Regions from separate parts of the Homo sapiens genome. Here region 2 is linked to region 1. The links are chromatin loops, found by intact Hi-C in ENCODE. Cell type or tissue: MCF 10A. All regions are shown on one strand. Links, peaks and the distances in the headings refer to the core of each region. The heading gives the core; the rest is flanking DNA.

Region 1 (8,273 bases), core at 3,879-6,378:
CTCTAGTTGCTACTCTCATTCTCTAATAATGATCAGGGAATATGGTTGCCTCATATTCAGTCTTCAAGCTTCACAACTCTAGTAGACAGAGAAAGTGTTTGCCATTAGTTCTAGGAGGGCTCTGGTTGGGGCCATTCATGGGCTCTCTCTGGAAACAACCACAGTATGCTAGAGTACTCGCAGTAAACAGCCCTTGTCGTATGGCCACCACCTTAGCATACGGTGGGGCTTTGTGATGGACAGTTCGACATAGAATGGAAAAGTAACATATGTCTACAACATCTAAGTTGCAGGGGTGTTTGTTTTGCTTTCATTTGGCAATTGGTCTTATTTTAAAATAAGCTTGATTTTTAGAGCATTTTTAGGTTTACAGAAAAAATTGTGCACGAAGTATAGGGCTCTCATATGTCCCCCCTTCAACACACACACAGTTTCCCTTATTATTAACATCTTACATTAGTGTGGCATATTTGTTATAATTGATGATCTAATATTGATACATCATTATTAACTAAAATCTATAGTTTACATTTGGGTCCACTCTTGATGTCGTACTGTTCTATGGATTTTGAAAATGTTCAATATCACGTAGCCACCATTACAATGGCATTCCGAATAGTTTCACTGCCCTAAAAGTGCCCTGTGCTTCACCTGTTCATCCATTCCCCCTAAATTCCTGACAGCCACTGATCTTTTTTTGTTTGTACAGTTTTGGCTTTTCTGGAATGTCACATAGTTGTAATCATACAGCACGTAGCCTTTTGAGGCTGGCTCCATTCACTATGAATTTAATGTTCCTCCATGTCTTTTCAGGGCTTCATAGATCTTTTTGTTTTATTGCTGAATAATATTTTAGGGTACAATTGTACCACAGTTTGTTATCCATTCACCTATTGAAGCACATCTTAGTTCCTTCCAATTTTTTGGCAATAATAAATAAATTTTCTATAAATACTACACTGTGTGCAAGTTTTTCTGTGGACACTGTTTTTAACACATTTGAGTAAATACCTAGGAACAAAATTGCTGCATCGTATGGTAAGACTAGGTTAACTTAGTAAGAAACTGCCCAACTGTTTTCCAAAGTGGCTGTGCCACTGTGCGTTCCCACCAGCAGTAAATGACAGTGCCTGTTGCTTCATATCGTCATCAGCATTTGGTGTTTCATATTTTAGCCATTCTAGTAGCCGTGTGTAATTTGCAATCTCCTAGTGACATATGATTGAGCATTTTTCATGTGCTGTATGTCTTCTTTGTGAGGTGTTTCTTAGATCTTTTGCCCATTTAAAAAAACTGGCTTGTTTGTTTTATTATTGTTGAGTTTTTTATTATTTGTTGAGTTTTTATTATTGTCTCATATGTTTTGCAAATATTTTCTGCTCATCTATTGCTTGTCTTTGCATTCTCTTAGTGAATGTCAATTTTTATAATACTAAAATACTTTCTCAAATATTTTCATGTAAAATATGCCTTAGTTTTTGGATTATTGGCATTTCCATAATTTACACAAGATCATATATTAAGAGTTTGATTTAATACATGTTGCTGTGATTTATAGAGGTTACCACAGTTGTGTTAGAAACAGAAACTCACATATCTGCTATTGCTGATACTTTTCAGTGGAACAGATATTTCCATAAAGGAAGGTCTGGATAACTTTATTCAGCATTTAGCAGAGAATCAGCAGTTTCACCAACTGAGAGCCAATGATGGTAGAGAATTAAGGAGTTGGTGGAATACTTCTTCAATGACCTTGTTACCTGTTTTTTTGTTTTTTTGTTTTTTTTAGACTACAAGCAAACCAGTGCAAATGATGTTTATGAAGAAAAAGCTTCACATTTTTCACATAGAAAAGCCAAAAGCAGTGGGCCTTCAACTCTACTACAAAAGCCGTGACCTCAGCCTGCTTATACTACTGCCAGAAGACATTAATGGGCTGGAACAGGTAAATAACATCAGTGTGTCTGATGTGAGGGTGTTTCCAGTGTTTACTAAGAAAAGAACTGCTTGGCCAAGGTTTCTCCCAATTGTCCTCAGGAAGAATGTTCTCCCTATTATTTAATTCCTATAGAGAAAGGTCACCAATGTACCTTGAGTTCTAGGCACTTCACCTTCACAATATTATTTAAACTTTACAACACTCTATAAAATTAATATTACTGTTCCTCAGAAAGGTTAGGCAATGTATAGACAGCTCCAGCCTGGGGTCATCACACACATAGCCACATGTACAACAGATACAAATATACCTTGTCAGTCACAGAACTGTGTGGATTGATCATAACCATCTTTCAATCAGTCTAGGTTTCCCTCTGGTAGGACCTATGTAATTTGAAATTAATATTTTAACCATTTGCATTAGTATACACACACGTACGCAGACATCAAGCTGTCTTCCAAAACTTATTTGTTGAACATTTTTATCAAGTAAGCAACCTTCAGGAGAAAAAGTCTCTATCAATACTGTCTTCAAGAATTATTTAAGCTGTTTACCAGCTAAATTTCTATTAATCTGGACACAACTTTTGTCAAACCATGCTTCTGAGCAATTTGCATGCCTAAACTGAACATGAGTCTCATGCAACGGATGGCCTGTCTTTCTTTGCACAGTGTCTAATTTTTCACATGTGTCAGACTCTTAATACTTATAAGTTTCCACGATCCTACTAGTATGTAGAAAATATTTCCAAATTATGTCATAAAATTTGTGAAACTGGAGAGGATAGTGAAAATAAAACCAGTGTGGACAAATAACCATCAGAGTCAAGCCCTTGTAAGATAAAAACCTAGAAGTGCAATTTCCTGAGCTGAAGATACTGTCATGTTATTAATGTAAGTGGTTTACAGGTATGCCATTGACAGCCAAAACTTCCGTCTAGAAGATGCATGTGCATTGAAACAAACATGTCATTTAAAAAATCAAACATACACATATATACATGTGTATTTTTGTGTATACATATATACATACATATATAGTATGTACACACATATTTATCATTTTAAAAATTTAAAATATAAAGAAGAGGGAAAGCATCCTTAAACTCACTGTAAAATAATTACTTTTGAGATTTGGAGGATTTTCTTATCTTTTCTTTCTTTTTTGACTTAGTCTATAATTATTAATCTCACGTTGTTTTGATTAGAGTATAGACGTGTTATTTTATTCCAAATTTTGTTTTCAAAGAGCTGTCTCCCATGTCGATAAACAAGATTTTTTGTGCCTTGGCTTACAACTTGAACTAGAGTATATGCTTTTGTATAGCTAACATCTAAATGTATATTTATATTTATGTATTTGAGTGTATAGCTGATGTCTTGCATACTATAGCAGAAGTACTTCCATTTTGAATTAAACTCTAATTCTCCTATATCCGGATAGCAATTAATCTGCAGAAAAAAGATTTTGAAGGTCAACATTATACAACCAAAGGATTTCCAGATGTGTGTGTGTTGTCACCCTGAGTAACGGGAGTGATCATAATTCACCTATGTAATTCCTAGGGTGCTCTCTCTACTACTGTTTTTCATTCCACTTTGGAATTACTGATTCTTTCTTTCTTGGTTCCAAATGGGCAGCTGGAAAAGGCCATCACCTATGAGAAGCTGAATGAGTGGACCAGTGCAGACATGATGGAGTTGTATGAAGTGCAGCTACACCTTCCCAAGTTCAAGCTGGAAGACAGTTATGATCTCAAGTCAACCCTGAGCAGTATGGGGATGAGTGATGCCTTCAGCCAAAGCAAAGCTGATTTCTCAGGAATGTCTTCAGCAAGAAACCTATTTTTGTCCAATGTTTTCCATAAGGCTTTTGTGGAAATAAATGAACAAGGTACTGAAGCTGCAGCTGGCAGTGGGAGTGAGATAGATATACGAATTAGAGTCCCATCCATTGAATTCAATGCAAATCACCCATTCCTCTTCTTCATCAGGCACAATAAAACCAACACCATTCTTTTTTATGGAAGATTATGCTCCCCCTAAATCCTGCATATCTCTCAACAAACAAGACCATCTTACAGTGTGAAAAATGTACCATGAGATGGAAAAGCACAATTTTCACAAAAATGAGTTTGTAGTCTAAACCTTTTTCACATTTGAATATAAGTAAATAGATCTTGAAATAATGCATTCTAATGATCCTGTCATATCTGTACAGCTGGAGAGAATGACGATTTTTATTTTTAACACGTTAACATTTTGTCTAATGTGACTTTCATTTACATTTCAGAAGTACTATGCTATTCAACTGAATGCCTTACAATTCTTGATCACTTGCAATATCCATGATACTTGTTATCATATATTTCATATACATCATTAAATGAAAAAAAATCTTTATAAAGGTGATATGATATTGATAAATACGAAGTTTCTCAAGAATATCGTTTTGATCAAAAATTTAGCCCGGCATGGTGGTGCACACCTGTGTTCCCAGCTACTCAGGAGGCTGAGGTAGGAGGATTGCTTGAGCCCAGGAGGTTGAGACTGCAGTGAGCCAAGATCACACCAGTGCACTCCAACCTGGGCAACAGAGCAAGACCCTGTCTCAAAAAAATCATTTTGGTGGCTCATAAATTATGATTGTAAAACTAAACCCCCTTTTTCTGCTATTTAAAAAATACTTATATTGACATTAGCTTAAAAAACTAGTGAAATCCAAATGAAATTTGAAGTTTAGCTAGTAGCAATCTCTCAATGTTGGTGCCCTAGTTTTGACAAATGTACCGTGGTCATGTAAGATGTTATCACTTGGGGAAACTGTACTGGAGTATATGAGAATTAGCTGTATTATCTCTGCACCTCTTCTGCCAATCTAAAATTATTCCAAAATAAAAGTTTTATTAAAAATAGTCATTATGGATGGCTGAAATACTCAATACCAACATCCCCCAGTAGCCTTAGCCCCGGCGAGCGCAATGCAGCGCGCGTTCCTCCTCCTGGGCGCCCATCCTCGGCTGCTGCCTCTTCCTTTCGGGCCCCGGGACCTGACCTTCCTTCCGGGTCCGCACAGAAGGCCTGAGCGCGTCGCCTCTAACACTGGTCCAGGGCGGGGGAACGCGGTGTGCCTCGGCTGCCACCTCCTGGTGACTAATTCTAGTGGACGTGGAGAGCGAACCACAGCCTCAACAACACCTAATTCTAATTACAGCTGGTGATCGGTGAGGTGACGGAAATAAACGGGGCGCTATGGCGGGAACTAATAGATGGTCTCCTTAGGGTGTATGAGGTGTCCCTTGACCCTTCTCTCCCCGAAGTGGACATCAAGGTGATCCTCCCCCCATGACCTCCTACCCGTGGCATCCTGCGACCCCCACCCCCGCTGCCAGCCCAGTCCTCCCAGGAGCCCTCGAGGGGAGCACGGGGTTGGCTGAGGGGATGGGGGAGCTTCCGCGGACACAGTCCAGCCCCGCAGAATGCAAGCGGCGCAGAATCCTTGAAAGAGCTTCCGAGTGAAACCCACGCCCGCCCGTGGGGCGGAGCCCTAGCAGGGGCGGGCGAGTTCCCGCAAGGCCAGCGCGGAAGGGAAGAACACGGTGTGGGGAGGCAGGGGCTCAGGAGGGCGCCATCAGCTGGTGCTCAGAGCCCGGAGGAAGGAACTCCCCCCGGAGTTGGGGGGGGTGGCCCTAGGGATGCCTCACCGGCCCCATCTCTCCACGGAGCTACGGGTAGCATCGCCCATCGCTCCTACACCCCACGCGCCCTGGCCCAGAACCGGCGCTAGGCTCGGGCAGGGATCACCTCGAGGCCGGGGCTACCCCAATTTTAGGGCCTGAAGTTACCTGTTGCTTTCAGGGACTCCGAGCCCTGTATTTCTCCGTCTGACTCAGCTCCTAGACCACACGGGAGCCTCTGCTCTTTTCCCGACATCTCCGGATTTCAGCATCTGGCTCAGCTTCCTGGTCATCGGTACCTGCACCATCATCTGTCCACACATCTGCAGCTTTCAGTTCCTCCTAGATGCCCGGCTAACCCCCAACCCACAAGATTCTACACCCGCTCGAATCTAGGCACTTTTACTGCCACTTAACTATGGCCACGCACTCTGTGATCCCATATGAACCTGGTCATCTCCCCAAACTGCTCAACTTCCTCCTCAAAAGTCCTCCTCCTTTTATTTGTTGTTTTCAGTAACTCTCTTATCTAGTTCTTTCTGTGCCTCTCTTGCCTCTCCAAGTGTCTTTTTCCGGCTCTTTTTTCCTCTATTGACCGCTTATATTTTGGCGTTCTTAGGGCTCTGGTGCTCTTCACACACCCTCTGGAAAATCACTCCATTCCCGTGACTTCAACTATATCGATTTGTTGAGGACCACTAAGTTTTTCTTTTTTTGTAGAGAAAGGGTCTCATTATGTTGCCCAGGCTGGTCTCGAACTCCTGAGCTCAAGTGACCTTCCCACCTTTGCCTCCCAAACTTCCCCTGAACTTTCCATATAACCTTAGCATGTCAAAAACGAAATTCATTTTCTCTTCCAAATTCATTCAGTTTCCTCTTTCCCCAATCTTGCTTATTGTCACTGCCATTCACTGGCTTGTCCAAGTCAGTAAGTCTGCAAATCATGCCAGCTTTCTCCTTCCTCACCCTCCTACCCAACAATCCCCAGGTCCTGTCCATCCTCCTTTTTAAACAGCTCTTCCATACATTTTTTAGTTTAGGTTTTTCATTAAATCAAAGACATTTCCCTAATTTCCTAGTATTTTACCTGCTGTTTCTGATTGTCACTATTCAGAAGGCAAAAGACATGGTAAATGCCATCTGTCCTTACCATACTATCCTTGTTCCAGCTTCCCTCTATCTGTAGACAGCATGCTCTCTCTAGTTCCTCATGGCTAGGTTTCTTGAAAGAGTAGTCGAAGAGGGCTGTCTTCACTTTTCCCTTTTATATCTCAATCCAATTCAATTTGATTTTTATCCCAACCACTCTCACTAAGGTAAGTAGTGACTAGAATACTGAGAAGTGGGCTCTCTTCAATCTTAATGTTCCTTTTCCTCTAGTAGCAGCTGCTGATACTATTCACCTCCTTCTTTTTCTTTGTCCAGCTTTTTCTGTATCTTCTCCTTTTTTACATCCTTTTTGCTATGTCCTCTTTCTGAAGCCATATCTTAAATGTTGGCATTGCTGGGCATGGTGGCTCATTTCTGTAATCACAGCGCTTTGGGAGGCAAAGGTGAGAGGGTCACTTGAGCTCAGGAGTTCGAGATCAGCCTGGGCAACATAGTGAGACCCTGTTTCTACAAAAGAGAAAAAAAAATTAGCCGGGCATGGTGGTGCATGTCTGTGATCCCAGCTACTTGGGAGGCTGAGGGAGGATCACTTAGGCCTAGGAGGCCAAAGCTGCAGTGAGCCATGATTGTGCCACTGCACTCCAGCCTGGAAGACAGAGTAAAGACCTTATCTCTAAATAAATAAATATTGGCATCATCATCTAGGCTTCTTTCATCAGACCAATGTCTTATTTATATGCAAGCTGCCTGGGCCAATTTGTGTCTCCTGAAACTTCACTTGGTGCCTCTACACCATACCTTAGTCTTTACTTCTGTCTCCAGGCATTTTTACTTGCTACTCCTTTCCCCCATGTTCTCTCTCTCTGTTAATAAGGTCATCATTTATCCAATTATGTATGTTAAAAAACTAAGTCATATAGTAATCTGCTCTTTTCCTTGCCCTCTCCCCCAAAATCAACTTGGTCATTAGCTCCTGTGATTTCTGCCTTCTAATGAGTTCTTGGCATCAGCATTGCTACTGTCTGGGCTTAGGCCCAAAATACTTGTGTTCTGGTCTCCTCCTGCATCCTAAGTATTGACATTAAAGTAAATCAGACAGAGAGAGAGAGAGAGAGAGAGAGAGAGAAATCAATAAATCATGCTATCATGCCACTTCTCTGGTTTTAATTCTATAATGGTTTTCCATTGCTCAAAGAATAAGCCCCAAATTTCTTAGAATGGCAGACAGAATCTTTCCCAGTTTAGGCTTGACCTACTGACTGGGTTTAACCTCATTCAATGTCACCATGTGCCACTCCCCAGTATACACCTTCTATTCCACCCTCAAAATATACCCATTCTTCACCTGCTACAAACCTTTTCACAACCACATTTTAGAAATATGTCCCCTCTGCCTAACATATTCTTTCTCCACTCTCCATCTGTAAAGTCACTCATCCTATAAGACTCAGCTCAACTGATGCTACTGTGGATTCATCCCGAGTCCCCAGAGCTACTGTTTCCATCATTCTCTTCTCATACTGCTGTGTACCTGCTCCATTAAAGCCG
Region 2 (8,273 bases), core at 2,260-4,759, 53 kb before region 1:
TCTGATTACACATTCTGCCTAACATTTCACCTGCATTATTTCATTTATAATAACAATGCTTTAGTTTTATATATATATATAAAATATATATGGTGTATGACTTTTTATATATATATATAAAATATATATGGTGTATGACTTTTTTCAAATCTCTCCTACTTCATTATTTTAATCAGAGCTACTGGAACTCATAAGCATGATTATATTTTAAACAACTATATAAGAAATTTTGGGCTTGCAGGATTTGTGCTTATCTTTCCACATTGAGAAGAAGAAACAGGATCTTACTTCAACATTATGATGCCATATCAAAAATCACGCAATGTGATTTCAGTATGAGTCAGAGATAAGGCCCAAGGGGTCATGACTCTTCATTAGGAAATGTGATGACCAAAGGTTCTTTATGGATGCTGAAGTCTTCCAAAAAATGTTTCAAATGGGTTTTATGTGCTCAAGTCCAGGAAAACAGGAATTTGTCATGGAGTTAAGAGTGTTCAAACATTTATAACTCTAGGAGAAGATCACAAAGATATGCATACTTGAGCGCTGGGGAAAGTCTATCACCTTTCTTGAGTAAATGGGATGCATTTATTACCTATCTCTCCACGTGTTTGGGTTTCTTAGCAGAGCTTGGTGAGGCATGAGACTAATATAATATGTAGTCAGTTCTGAGTCAAAGAGACATTGGACACTAAGAAGGCAGTGCTATAGAAAGGTTAAATTATCATACTCTTCTGAGCTTTGCCCATAGAATAGTGAGCGATGTTTTCATACTAAAAGAAACAAGCATACGGGTTTGGATATTGAAATTATCCAGAAATGTGATTGAAATAGTGTTGGAAGGGGAATAAGAGTAAAACATCACTGAGAAATAACATGCTTTTGGAGGTACTAATTCCTTTGACTCGGGCTTCATCTTAGCAAAAGCTTTGAAGGGTTAGATTCAGTATCTAGAAGCAAATGTCAGGAAAAAAAAAAATAGGCCATCACAAGTCCTGACCTGAAGGAAATCCAGTATATTCCTTATCCTTATTTGATTTCATTAGCCTAGTTACTTACATGTCAAATAAATCATTTAAATTATCTCTCACTCTGAAGCCAATGTTCTTGCAAATCATATGCAATCTATGAGCTAGAGCACAGTGTTTAGCAGCACTTTCCAAAGTTGGGAATTTTTTTGTCATTAAAAGGTTTATTTTCTTCTGTTTATAGCCAAGTATCTAATATAAAACTTAGAACATTAGGATAAGTGGAGTAGCCTTCCCCCCTTGTGACTTCTCCTTTTGTTGCTTTTAACCCTTACCATCTTCTCTTTCTCTTTGTCTTCTTCCTTAGTACTTAATACGTACTCACAGTTTAGAACTTTTGTAATCCTATCTCTGGTGAGGCCTTACCCTAATCCAGGAGTGGGGACAGAGTTCTCTTGCTGCTGGCCTGATGCACTCTGTGCCTATTGCAATCAGTCAAGTTCAAAGTTTCTGTTTCGTTGCCTATGGATCCACCCCAGCACCTGCCCCTAAAGTCCCCTAAGCTCCTAGTCCCAGGATCCTAACATTTACCCAAAATCCAGTTCATGAGACTCAGCCTTAACTGCTCCCTGTCCTGGAAGATGGTTTTCTATCCTCATAGCAAAGCGGGGAAAGCAGGAAGGCCATACTTTGAGGCTGTCTCAGTAGTGCTGGGGAAGATCAAAATTGAAGTACAAAAGTTTGTTTTCAGTTGAGTTCAAAAAATATTAAGTCGGGCATCCCCAAGTGAACACATAGTCTACTAAGTGCTGTGTATATAAAAAATAAAATGTACATTTTCTGCTCTCAAGAGAATTGAGGAAACAAACAGTAAAAGCATGAATTGGACACAATGTTCTAAGTATATTAATAAAGGTAAAGAAATAGTAATCCTTAATGCTAACAATTTTTATGTACCTATGTGCCAGATATTATGATAAAAACTTCATCTAGAGTGGTTATCGTGATTAGAGAGGTGCCAGATAACTGATGGCCTTGGACACATATGAACCTAGCTAAGATATATCCTGTATTTAATGGAGACTCATTGAAAGATTTTAAGAAGAGTCATTGCTGGATCAGATTAAATTTATGGATTAAGGGACAAGACACCAGAAACACAGAACCCAGGGCTAAGATGATGAAGACCGGAGCCAGGGCGATAATTTTAGAAAAAAAGAGGAGCACATTGACTCAAAAAATATGTTGAAGCTAAAATGATTGTTAAATTGTAGATGTGGAAATTGATAAGGACAAAAGATGCAAGGATGTTGCTTCGATATTAGCTTGAATAAATAACAGGCAAATGGGAAGTGAATGAGGACAAACAGGTCTGGGAAAATGATGGAAACATGATGTGTCCAGCTTCGGACCATGGACATGGGTGCAGCCATAATGAGGGGAGGGGTCATGGCTGGAGATAGAGTTGCGGGAGTCTTTGTTGTCTCTTTCTTTTTCCCCCACCCACCACTCACATCCGATTCACATTCTCATCTTCCTGCCCATACACTCAGTGTATTATGACTAATCAACAGGGGAAGAACTGAGCAATAATTTTTTCTGCCTCCTCCTCATTTTTCTACAAGTCTAAATAAGGGTGTCATGATTAGAAAGCAACGCAAATTATCTGGTCCAACCCTAAGATAAAATGCATGACTACCACAAAGTTCCTTTAGTTTCTCCTTGCCATTTCCTTCCTAGAAATCAAGGGATTCCCCACATTATTTTATATAGGATCAAATGAAATCTGCCTGCAGGGCATGCATATATGTATTTTAGTAGAAAGTGTCAATCTGTTTCTGCTCTTTTAGCCACCCTTAATAAAAAAAAGATACAAAAAGTCATAAGAAGATAAAACAAAAATAATTGACATCTGAATTTAGAATGTATCTTATTTAGTTATTTAGTTATTTGTTTGTCATCTGAGTACATACGTGCTATGGCAATTAACACTGAATAGGCTACTTCCCCTAGGCCTAGAACACTGGCTGAGATGCACTAGGAACATGCTAGATAAGAGAGAGACTAAATTAAGACTTGTTAAGTAATATGAATAATTCATTTAATCATAATTAATCCACAAGGATAATGGAGAGGTGAGTGATGCATGGAATCAAGGTTATATGAGTCTAATATTATATATTAGGCCCTCCAAGGAAACACACCATTGTAAGCCCGGAGTTTTACCAGTGTGTACAAGGAGTGAATTCATGACTCACAGTGTTCTGAGGCTGCTCTGGACATGCAATCTTGCATGCTTTTGTCATGACAGGTCTTAAGAAGTTTATCAGCTTTCTCAAATAGCTGAATGACAGAACACTGGATTTTTGTTCAGATAGCCTATCAACTTGGCATCTGTGTTGCGGTTGTCACTTGGTAACAAGATAAGTACTTCGACAGAGGTGTTACACTCCCTAACAAAGCTGACTTCATGTGCAGACTTTCTCACACTCATAGCTGGCCCAGGGCCACTTCTTAAAATAGGTGAGGTTTGTTTTCTTTGCCCTGTCTCTCGGGACCTTGCCTCCCGGTGGCCTAAGCCTATGCTTATTCAAAGCCTTCTCATTCTCCTATCCTCGTCACACACCCCGAAACTCCTTCCTGGACCACCCCTTTCTCTGTAAAACCCGCTTCACAGGAATTTAGATACATGTAATATTTCTCCCAAAGCCGTTAACAAACAAAGTGTTGTTGCTAATTTATTCTCTGATAAAGAGATTTCAAAAAGTGTATATTGGAGAATGTTTTAGCCAAGATGTCCCAAATTCACACCATGGAGGTGACTGCCTTCACCTCCATTTGGTTCGGCTCACAGCAACAACTACTTAAATTTCTGGAATAAATCATGCTATCTAACTACTAAGGCTAATTAATACTAATGATCTTTGCTATAAATTAACATAGTTTCAATATGTCTAACTGGAAGTCATTAAAAATAAGGTTATTATATAGAATTTTATATTAAAATAGGACTTTCTTTTGACCTACATTCATATCATGTTTGAGATAATTTCAGTGGTGATATTACTGCTGATACAGAAATGATGCATTTTCCTAATTTGTACATTCCCCATATATCCACAAATCATGTAAAATAGGTAATTATGGAAGTATCACTGTTTGCTCTTCAAAGTGAAGAGGATAGAAATGCATTACAATGTGCCAAACATGAGTAAGTCATTCAGCAAACACTAAGTGAACACCTAATATGAGCCAAATGCCTGTCCTAGCCACTGGGGAAAACCATTATAGTCTTGGAGTTCATGGTTGTTACCATCCAGCAGGGAAGATAGGCACTGAAGAGTAAACTACACAGGTTATGCAATCACAGTTGGTTAGATGTTTCAAAGAAAAAGCACAGTGTATGCAAGTCTCAGATTAGATATTAGAACTTTATTACTTATAAAGTTATTGTCTTCTTTTGGAAATTATTTCTCCTTTATATATGATTCATTGTAGTGATAGTCAGGAGAGAAAAAACACCTCAATACAGAAACTTTGGTAAATTATTTCTGATTTTAAAAGTAATGCATGCCTATTATGGAAAATGTGGGACTTTTTTAAGGTACAAAGAAAGACAATGGTAAATCTATAAAGTTACCACTTAGACATAAATCCTGTTTATGTTTTGAAGAAATATTATGTTAAGTAATATTTCTTCTGCATGTATTGTATTTATATAATTAATATCATACTGTCCATATAATTTTATTTCCTTTCATTTCCCCCTTATGATTATCTTGTATACATTTTCCTAGAAAATAAGACACTTTCTGTTTCATTAATCTCATATTCCGTAGGAGTGACCTGCTCTGCAATTGTTGCCTGTATTATTTCAGGTTATTTGAGAAAGCTTAATCTGATGTATTTTCTATTGGTAAGGAACACTCTTTAGTGACTGTGCTTTTTTTCTAGTTGACCTACTGGCTGGGTGACTGCTATAGTCTCCTAATACATTTCTCACCCTTTAGATTCTTTCTCTTCTGAATTTTCAGATTTTTCTTCATAAAACACCACTTTTTACAAGTCACTTCCCTTCTCCAGAGTTTACAGTAGACTGCCTTTAGCTTAGATCCCAACTCAGCCTGAGATCAAAGGCTCCTCTATAAGATCTGTTCCTTTTCTCCTTTCCTCCTCTATAAGATCTGTTCCTTTTCTCCTTTCCTCCTCTATAACACCAACTCGGATCCAGACAGACCTCAGGAAGCTATTCGATGATCTTTGCTTCCCACTTCTATAATATTAGTGCCTTCCTCTCTCTATTGTCTATTTTTCATTTATCTCAGCTCTTTGCTCAAGACCCTAACACACATTATCAATCGTTTCCCTTCTTTCTATGATACTTACTATTAGCACCACTCAATTTGGGTTTAAGTTACATATTATCTTTTACAAGTCTCTCTAGTTGTTTGAGGTGTGAAAGTCTAGTCTTCTTATACTAGAGCTCATAAATTGCTCTAATCTAGGCAGAAAGGCAGCTCCCAAACCGGACACTAAGAGTCACCCTATTATATATCAGCTAATATTATGCGGCACTCACTACCAACGAGAATCTGCTAAGGACTTGGCAGGCATCATCTCGTTGATTATTCACAGCAGCCTGTATTATTTAGAATGCTTTTGGCTGCAAATGACAGAGAACCCATAGCGTCGAATGCTGCTTAAACAATACAGACTTGTTTATTATAATATCTCAGCAACAGCAAGAACAAAAACTAGAGGTAGGTGGTTTCTAGCACTGGCCAATGTCAGAGCTCTTGTTTGGGATCGCTGCAAATTTCTCAGTCTTCCTATATGGTTGAAATATGACTGTGACTGTGGCATCTTCTGGCATCACATCCTCGCACAACCATGCTCAAAGTTGGGTAGGAAGGGATGGTATAGATATGGAGGTTCTTTCTTCATGCTTTCTTCTGTTAAGGAAAGAAAACCTTTTGCCAAACATTCCCCAGTGGATTTCTCCCAAAACGCTTTGTCCAGAATTGGGTTTATATGTCCACCCATTTCCAACCCACCCCCACCCTGCCCAACACACACACACCCCCTACAAGACTGGCAGCTAGGCTTTCCTTTCCTGAGATCAAGGGCTCTCTGAATAATACCCGAAGAAAATTAGGAAGAAGGGTAGCAGAAAGGCATTGATTGGGGTAGGCAATCAACAGTACCAGCTGTATAGAATTATTAGAAAATTAGAAGTTAGAGTAGTTGAGAAATACGTGCAAGATTATACAACTAGTAAATGGCAAAAAGAAGATTCTGAGTCTGAGACTTTTCTGAGTCTCTCAGTATTCATATCCTTGTTCACCACAGTATAGGGCCTCTCTAGAGAGTTTTAGCATGTTACTCCACCCATTAAAAATATTTGGTAAGAATTTGCTTGATGCTCACCACTGTTCTTGCTGCTCAAGGGAAACCAAGTATATATTTGTGGATAGATCCTAACTCAGATGATACTGTCAGAATATATAAGATTCCTATACCACATCCTGAACTCTGAAAGTTGCAGTTCTACGTAGAAGTTCACTGAGGGTTGTAAGAGTCAGAATGGACTCCATGGAAGTTATGGGGTGTGAATCAAACCTCACAGGTGAGTCAGTGGGGAGAAAGAAGCATGACATTCCTCTTGAGAATAACTGGAATGAAAATAATACGGTGAGAAAGAGTAGCACCTGAAAAGTGAGTGAAGGAAAGGGTGGTGGAAGTTCTAGGTACATTGATATCTGTCCCAACTTGTTGAGCTGTCAATGTGTGGTTAAAAAACAGTTAAACAGGCCAGGCCCGGTGGCTCACACCTGTAATCCCAGCACTTTGGGAGGCCGAGGTGGGCGGATTGCCTGAGGTCAGGAGTTTGAGACCAGCCTGGCCAACATGGTGAAACCCCGTCTCTACTAAAAATACCAAAAATTAGCCAGTCGTAGTGGTGGGCACCTGTAATCCCAGCTATTCAGGAGGCTGAGGCAGGAGGATCACTTGAACCCAAGAGGCGGGAGTTGCAGTGAGCAGAGATCACGCCATTGCACCCCAGCCTGGGCAACAAGAGTGAAACTCGATCTCAAAAAAACAAAAACAAAAACAAAAAACAGTTAAACAGATGGTTGGTCACATAGACATTACCAGAGGGGTCTTCTTGGACAGAGGCTGAAAAGAAAGAAGGGACTTAGCTCACCACCAGACTCCTCAGCACTCACGGGAGAAGAGCACTAAGGACAAAGGGGCACTTAACACGTGTAAAAGGGCAATGGCTCCTAATAAAGGATAAGATCTGTTTTCTTTTTATTTTATTTTTTGTTTTTGAGATGGAGTCTCACTCTGTCACCCAGGCTGGAGTGCAGTGGCACAGTCTCAGCTCAATGCAACCTCCACCTCCCAGGTTCAAGTGATTCTTCTGCCTCAGCCTCTCAAGTAGCTGGAACTGGAGATGTGTGCCACCACGTGCAGCTAATTTTTGTATTTTTAGTAGTGACAGGGTTTCACCATGCTGGCCAGGCTGGTCTCAAACTCCTGACCTCAAGTGATCCTCCCGCCTCGGCCTCCCAAAGTGCTGGGATTACATGCATGAGCCACCACACCCGGCCATAAGATCTATTTTATAATCAAGAGAAGATGAAAAATTCTTCTTGTGTCAGGATATTAGGGTAGAATCCGAGTTATTTCGAAAATTACAGCTTGAGACAATGTAAGACAGATTAAAATAGAGAATTTCTAAGACAGAAAATGGATTTTTTCTTCCCTCCCATGCCCTAAGCATCGCTTGGGTCTCCCTAGGCTCAAAAGAGAGAGTAAATCTCATTATATTTATATATTGGAAGAAGCCCACAGGCCATGGTTGTCCAAAGCTAGAAGAAGTATTGTAGAATTTGATACTATCCTTGAGCACAAGTATAGTGGGGGAAATCTTGAAACTGGGGCTGACAGATTTTAGCTAACTTTCACAGGCATGTGTAGATATTGACAAATTCTTAAGTTTCAGAGTGACCTCATCCTCCCCCAAAATTTCTTAAACCATGCCTTTACAAACAAGTATTTCTATTCTAATGATGTCTTCCTGAGTAAAATGTTGAATCACTCAAAGGACACAGATCAAAAGACAGAGGGAGAAAAAAAAATGCCATGTGGGAGGGGCAAAGCTGTATAAAACCAGTCATTACCATGTCTGAACTGTAACAACTCTCAGAGGAGCATTGCCCGTCAGACAGCAACTCAGAGAATAACCAGAGAACAACCAGGTATTTCAATGATTTCCATGCCATGTCTATGGGAAATAGG

Evidence for each region. Hi-C counts contacts between places; a loop is a spot of excess contacts. Peaks named below come from ENCODE experiments on the same cell type or tissue, not always from the same donor. Only the 100,000 strongest peaks of a DNase experiment are listed, where the experiment ranks them.
Region 2: a loop joins it to region 1, with 4 times the contacts of the local background. A loop is called at or near these places in 14 of 110 quality-filtered maps.

What each region holds. Positions count from the first base shown.
Region 1 is chr18:63,931,259-63,939,531 of GRCh38, forward strand. SERPINB10 (serpin family B member 10) reads left to right here. Exons shown (of 8, transcript NM_005024.3): 7 at 1,790-1,945; 8 at 3,580-4,853. The coding sequence ends at 3,984. Among named protein-coding and RNA genes, the nearest start is that of HMSD, 14 kb to the right of the region's middle. In MCF 10A, for the core only: a CTCF peak has its summit at 5,078 (motif pointing left); a DNase peak (open chromatin) is centred at 5,053.
Region 2 is chr18:63,879,538-63,887,810 of GRCh38, forward strand. It overlaps SERPINB2 (serpin family B member 2), which reads left to right and starts at 8,168. Exons shown (of 8, transcript NM_002575.3): 1 at 8,168-8,233. It overlaps LOC124904356 (a long non-coding RNA gene), which reads right to left. Exons shown (of 3, transcript XR_007066466.1): 3 at 5,749-5,920. In MCF 10A, for the core only: no CTCF peak of the experiment used is centred there; a DNase peak (open chromatin) is centred at 3,334.